Regions from separate parts of the Homo sapiens genome. Here region 1 is linked to region 2. A link is an interaction called in ENCODE POLR2A ChIA-PET data of the cell type or tissue named here. Cell type or tissue: B cell. All regions are shown on one strand. Each heading gives the region's core, and the rest is flanking DNA. Links, peaks and the distances in the headings are about the cores only.

The links. Peaks named below come from ENCODE experiments on the same cell type or tissue, not always from the same donor. Only the 100,000 strongest peaks of a DNase experiment are listed, where the experiment ranks them.
Region 1: POLR2A ChIA-PET joins it to region 2 with 5 read pairs; 5 of 35 experiments call an interaction of 5 or more read pairs at or near these places.

What each region holds. Positions count from the first base shown.
Region 1 is chr6:156,899,550-156,902,468 of GRCh38, forward strand. ARID1B (AT-rich interaction domain 1B) reads left to right here. Exons shown (of 20, transcript NM_001374828.1): 3 at 1,827-1,976. Among named protein-coding and RNA genes, the nearest start is that of MIR4466, 120 kb to the left of the region's middle. In B cell, for the core only: no CTCF peak of the experiment used is centred there; no DNase peak of the experiment used is centred there; H3K27ac peaks cover 906 bases.
Region 2 is chr6:156,761,456-156,764,374 of GRCh38, forward strand. No RefSeq gene overlaps it. Among named protein-coding and RNA genes, the nearest start is that of ARID1B, 14 kb to the right of the region's middle. In B cell, for the core only: no CTCF peak of the experiment used is centred there; no DNase peak of the experiment used is centred there.

The DNA of each region.
Region 1 (2,919 bases), core at 308-2,807, 140 kb after region 2:
CTCAGTCGTGTAGGTGGTTGCTCCAGTGAAGATTTCTTAGCTGCGCCCACCTATCCTCCTCGCCCCACACCCTGCAGCCAAACTTCCTGGAGCTGGACTAGGTAGTAAAAAATTCTAGTCAGCTTGTGGCTGCTCTAGTGTTAGTAGGTTCTTGCAATCTGTCCTGTTGTTGTGTTGCTTAGAAAACAGCGCCCCCTCCCCAAACAACACTTCCATATTGTGTGTGAGGGCTTCTGTAACCAGAAAGTCAACATATTAAAGCGCAATTCATAGGGGAGTTGCTGGCTGTGTTGACTGAGCTTTACAGTCATTTTAACACTGGCAGAAGTGTTATCCTAACTGCTTTAAATCAAACTGCAAAGATGCTTGTGTGAAATATAGTATTAGATATCAAATCAAACATATGGGTGTTGAACGGAAGGATGTGTGTTGTAGTGGTATATGGTATTCTAGCATGTGGAGTTGTATTTTATGGAAATTCGTTGGCTTGGCTTATGGCAGGGACATAACATTCATTATGAGATATCAAGCTGTAAAATAAATAAAAGCAAAAAATTCAACTGTGCTGTTAAATGGCTTGCAATGCAGACTTTTCTGCTCCAACAACTTAGGCTCTGTGTGATGAGAGGCATTGTGAGCCGTTATGGTCACATTTAATCTCATCCTCTTTGGTAGATCTTGAAAATAATCTGGATTGGATTGAAAGAAATATAGGAACTTTAACTTTTTCATTTTTTCCCCTTTTACCCCATTGTATATGTTAGGAATTACTGTGCTGATTTTTCTTAGAGGCTAAATGTTTTACTCTTTTCATCTTTTACCATTTCATCTTTTTCCTCATTCAGTATTTCTATAGTGGATTTGGGTTTTAAGTGTGTATCTGGCACTCATTAATTTCTTAAGTGTGTGTGCTTATGGGGCTCAAGTTCTTGAAGTTCTCCAGTGGACCATATTGTGGTATGAAACAAAATGACTTTGCCATTCTTGTCTCTAGAGTGCTTTTTGCTGTCCTGATATCTTGTTTTTCTTTTCCTTTCCTGCTCTCTCTTGAAATTACAGAAAAAGGCAATAGATTTCTCATTAAGAAAATATTCAAAAATACTATCCATGGTATATTTATTGCATGAGGAAGGATTTTCCTGTAAACAATGCTTTCAGGCATTTTTAGGCTGATGTAAATTAGAGATGGAGAAGATTGATTGAGGCCATTTTTGTCTATACCTCTGGTATTTGCACTGTAGTACACCTTGCTTTACATTGTTACCTGTTTTATCAACTAAGAAAATGCCATCCTTAGCAAAAATAGTAAATAAAATTGATAATTTAACTGGTATATATGTGCTGTAAATGCCGTTGGTATATTCTGACTTTTTCATTCTGAACTTAGAAACAAACATACACAAGAAAGCACCCAAACCACAGGCCTTCTGTAAAGTATTAGTGAGTTAATTTGGACTGTTTGAGTTCACTTTTTCACTGTTGTGTGGGAATGGATTTCATATCATGCTTCTCTTTCTTAGTAGAGGCTATTTTTTAGTCTCAGTATTTAGCACTTCCTCCCCTCTCCACCTTTATGATATTATCAATAGTTTCTATCTGATAGAATATGATGGTTTTTAAAGGCAAAGCAGATTGCCTTTTGACTTCATTTATAGTATGTGAATAGAAAGCAGCGTGTCGATTTGTTTAAGGAAGAGAGGATTAGAAATATTGAGTTTAGTTGCTTAGCAGAGAACCCCCTTCATGTTGCTGAATTGAAACCATATTTGATTTCATTTAATTGCACATTTTGACTTTCTCATTTGCTTTGCTTGACTTTTTGACAGATGCCACCTCAGTATGGACAGCAAGGTGTGAGTGGTTACTGCCAGCAGGGCCAACAGCCATATTACAGCCAGCAGCCGCAGCCCCCGCACCTCCCACCCCAGGCGCAGTATCTGCCGTCCCAGTCCCAGCAGAGGTACCAGCCGCAGCAGGTGAGCACAGTGCACTGCCCCGCAGGGCCCTGTTTTCTCCACCAAGGCAGACCCGGCTCTGAATCATCTTCCTGTCCTTTATTAAAAATTATGTTCTGGTGGAAAAAAAATTAGTTTTGAGAAAATGCATAACTGTAACCTAATCTAACTCCATCTCTCCCTCCGTCTTTTCCCCTTTTGAGATTGGAGGGTGAGAAGAATGACTGGTTTAATAGCTGCTTGCATTACTGGTTAGTGGCAGCAGAAAGTGTCAGTCATTGCTTGTTCCCTGTCATTTGTGTTCTGAACCTTTCAAGAAAGCACTCTGCCACTTTGTTAAGGCTTATTCAGGAGAAGGATTTTATCAATCATTTAATCCTTCTAGTTGGCACGTGCATGGTATTTTTATCTTGACCTTTGTTTTGTTTTGTTTTAATGGTAAGTGCTACTTTGTGAAAACATTGTTGCCTTTGACTGTGTTATTCTATTTAAACTAGCTTATAAGTAGATATTCACTTCAGTTGCAGTATATTAAAATACTAATTGGAATCATGTACTTTAAATATATCAAGCAGTTTCTAGTTTAAATTAGTCTCATTAAATACTCCTTTAGGTTACTGGGTTATATATTTCAGCTTACAGAATTTGTGGAAAAATAGTATATATGTTATTTGATAAAATGATTCAGTTTCCTTATGTTTTAGAGACTGTCACTCATGAGTGACATGAAAAGAAGTAGTGAGTGAGGGACTCTTACTCTGAATCCAGATAAAATGTTCGTAGCACATCCAATCATAAACATCAAAATATAATTTTCCATTTTAATACTTCCTTCCTTCTCTTTTGTGTGGTGGAGGTGGCAAAGAGAAGGTGAACACATGTAGCATCGACTTTTTCCTCTTTAAAGGACTTCTTTTGTGGCTTGAATAGATCGTGGATATTAAGCAAAATAAATAAATTTACG
Region 2 (2,919 bases), core at 251-2,750:
TTTGGGAGGCCGAGGCAGGCGGATCACCAGGTCAGGAGATCCAGACCATCCCGGCTAATACGGTGAAACCCCGTCTCTACTAAAAATACAAAAAATTAGCTGGGCATGGTGGCGGGCGCCTGTAGTCCCAGCTACTCCGGAGGCTGAGGCAGGAGAATGGCGTGAACCCGGGAGGCGGAGCTTGCAATGAGCCGAGATGGTGCCACTGCACTCCAGCCTGGGCGACAAAGTGAGACTCCGTCTCAAACAACAACAACAAAAAAAAAAAAAAAAAAAAAAAAAAACACAAAAGTTTCTCTTATACAGAAGGAAAGAAGAAAGGAGGAAGGAAGAAAGGAAGGAGGGAAGGGAAGGGAAGGGAAGGGGGAAGGAAGGGAGGGAAGGAAGAAGGAAAAAAGGAAGGAAGGGAGGGAGGAAGTGAGAAAGGAAGGAAGGGAGGGAAGAATAAAATCTAATAAAGTTTTACCAAATATAAATACATTTTTATATCTGTTCTTCATACCTAGCATTTCCCATTATTAATTATTGGTAGTCCTAGATATGCTGTGGTGTGAGTCAAAAATGTAAGAGCCAATTATGACAGAACAGCCTGGCAGTATGTGACCCTCGAATTGGACCCATCTATTGAGTTGGGGACAAAACGACAGCACCAAATTCAGCCCAGGCCATGGTGAGAGATGCCTCAGCGCAGGCTTCACCCGGGACCTGTAGACTGCGGCCGCAGGGCTTCCCCAGAATGGGAACCAGCTTGAGACTCCTCCAATCTCAGATTCTCCCTTTACTGGTTGTATAACCTGACACAAATTCTTTTTTTTTTGGAGGGGGCGGCGGGGGATGGAGTTTCTTGTCGCCCAGGCTGGAGTACAGTGGCATGATCTCAGCTCACCACAACCTCCGCCTCCCAGGTTCAAGCAATTCTCCTGCCTCAGCCTCCTGAGTAGCTGGGATTACAGGTGCCCGCCACCACGCCCGGCTAATTTTTTGTATTTTTTTTTTGGTAGAGACGGGGTTTCACCACGTTGGGCAGGCTGGTCTCGAACTCCTGACCTCAGGTGATCTGCCTGCCTCGGCCTCCCAAAGTGCTGGGATTACAGGCGTGAGCCACCGCACCCAGCAACCTGATACAAATTCTTTTACTTCACATTTTCCAGTATGCTTACCTGTAAAACAGAGATATTATCTACCTCATAGGATCCTTAGGAAGATCATATGAGGTCACAAATGCAGAGCCCATGGCACTGTGCCCTGTCACACCGCGAGCACTTGACTAATGTGAACTGTCAATGCAAGCAGTAGGCGTCAGGGCGTGTTCAATAAGCAGGGAGCTGATATTTGGCAATCCAGGCAGGCTGGCAGCATCATATACAGTTTTCAGCAGGTAACAAGATGACAGCAATGAACCAAGAGTTGAAGGACCAGATCCCAGTCCCAACGGAGGTGGAAGGATAAAATAGACATTGTGGCAAAAGCAAAGAAGAGCCCCAGGCTCAGGAGAATAGAGTAGGCAGGATTCAGTGGCTGGGGCTCAATCCTAAGAAACAAGACAAGGATGTGGTTAGCAAAACTGTTGGACAAAGTGAAGACTGGGCCTTGGCTGAAGGTACAGCACAGAACTGGAGGAGCAGTGGCAAAGGAGAACGGGTGTCCATTCTCAAAGCATCTAGACATAGCTTTGGAAATTCACTGCATGTCACCCTAATGAAGCCCCGTTAGCTGACTATTGGTCCCGGAGCCAGCGTAGGGGAACTTGCTGGAGATGATAAATAAAATATTTTTAGATTTATTTGTTTATTATAAAAGAAATTAAATCAGATCCTGACCGAATAATGTAATGCCAAGAAGCATATAACATATAGCATCTTATACTTGAGTTAACAAAGTTAGAAATTAAAACAAAGTATCTAGAAAATACATCACAACTCAGCTACAAATAGCCTATTTTTAGACCCATCATGCTAATAACTTTATTTCTCTGTAGTGCAAGGAAATATCTAATGTCTATATCTAATAATTGTAATAGTCTGAGCTCTTTGGCAGTATAGAGAAAAAGCATTTTCAACAGGGGTTTTAGTTATTTTTTTAAAAAAATCCCAAGGCTGGGCACGGTGGCTCATGCCTGTAATCCCAGCAATTTGGGAGGCCGAGGCAGGCGGACCATCTGAGGCCAGGAGTTCGAGACCAGCCTGGCCAACATGGTGACACCCTGTCTTTACTAAAAATGCAAAATTAGCTGGGTGCAGTGGCATGTGCCTGTAGTCCCAGCTACTTGAGAGGCTGAGACAGCAGAATCTCTTGAACCCGGGAGGTGGAGGTTGCAGTGAGCTGAGATTGAGCCACTACACTCCAGCCTGGGTGACACAGCTAGACTCTGTCTCAAAAGATAAAATAAAATAAAATAAAATAAAATAAAATAAAATAAATAAATCTCAAGTCTGTAGGGTGGCCACACAGCCTTTTTGCATGCCATTTAAAAATTATATATGTGCTCTGCATTGTACAACTTTTATTTCCCCCATGTTGTCTAGAAATTTTCCCCATGTTGATATCTGGAAATCATTAAAGCAATCCATGATGGCTGTTTCTAGTTCTTTGACTCTTGCTACGTGGAGCAGAGAACTTTTCTTCTATAATGTCCCAGGGCAAAATTCCACATTTCAGAAGTAGGGCTCCTGGGGAGGCCCTGTGGGCTTGGGGTTCCCTAACTACGAGAGCAGAGTACTGGCATAGGAGGGTGGTCGCCTCACGTTCTCCCTCCTGCAGAGACCACCCTTGCAGTATGTTCAGACGAGCAGAGTGACTGGCATGTGTCTTGAAAAAATATGGCTCCAGCAAGTGATGTTCTGAAGTCATTGCCCACGTTGTGACACGAGGATTCTGCTCAATTTCCCTAGAATAATGGATTGATCAGCCGGGCTCGGT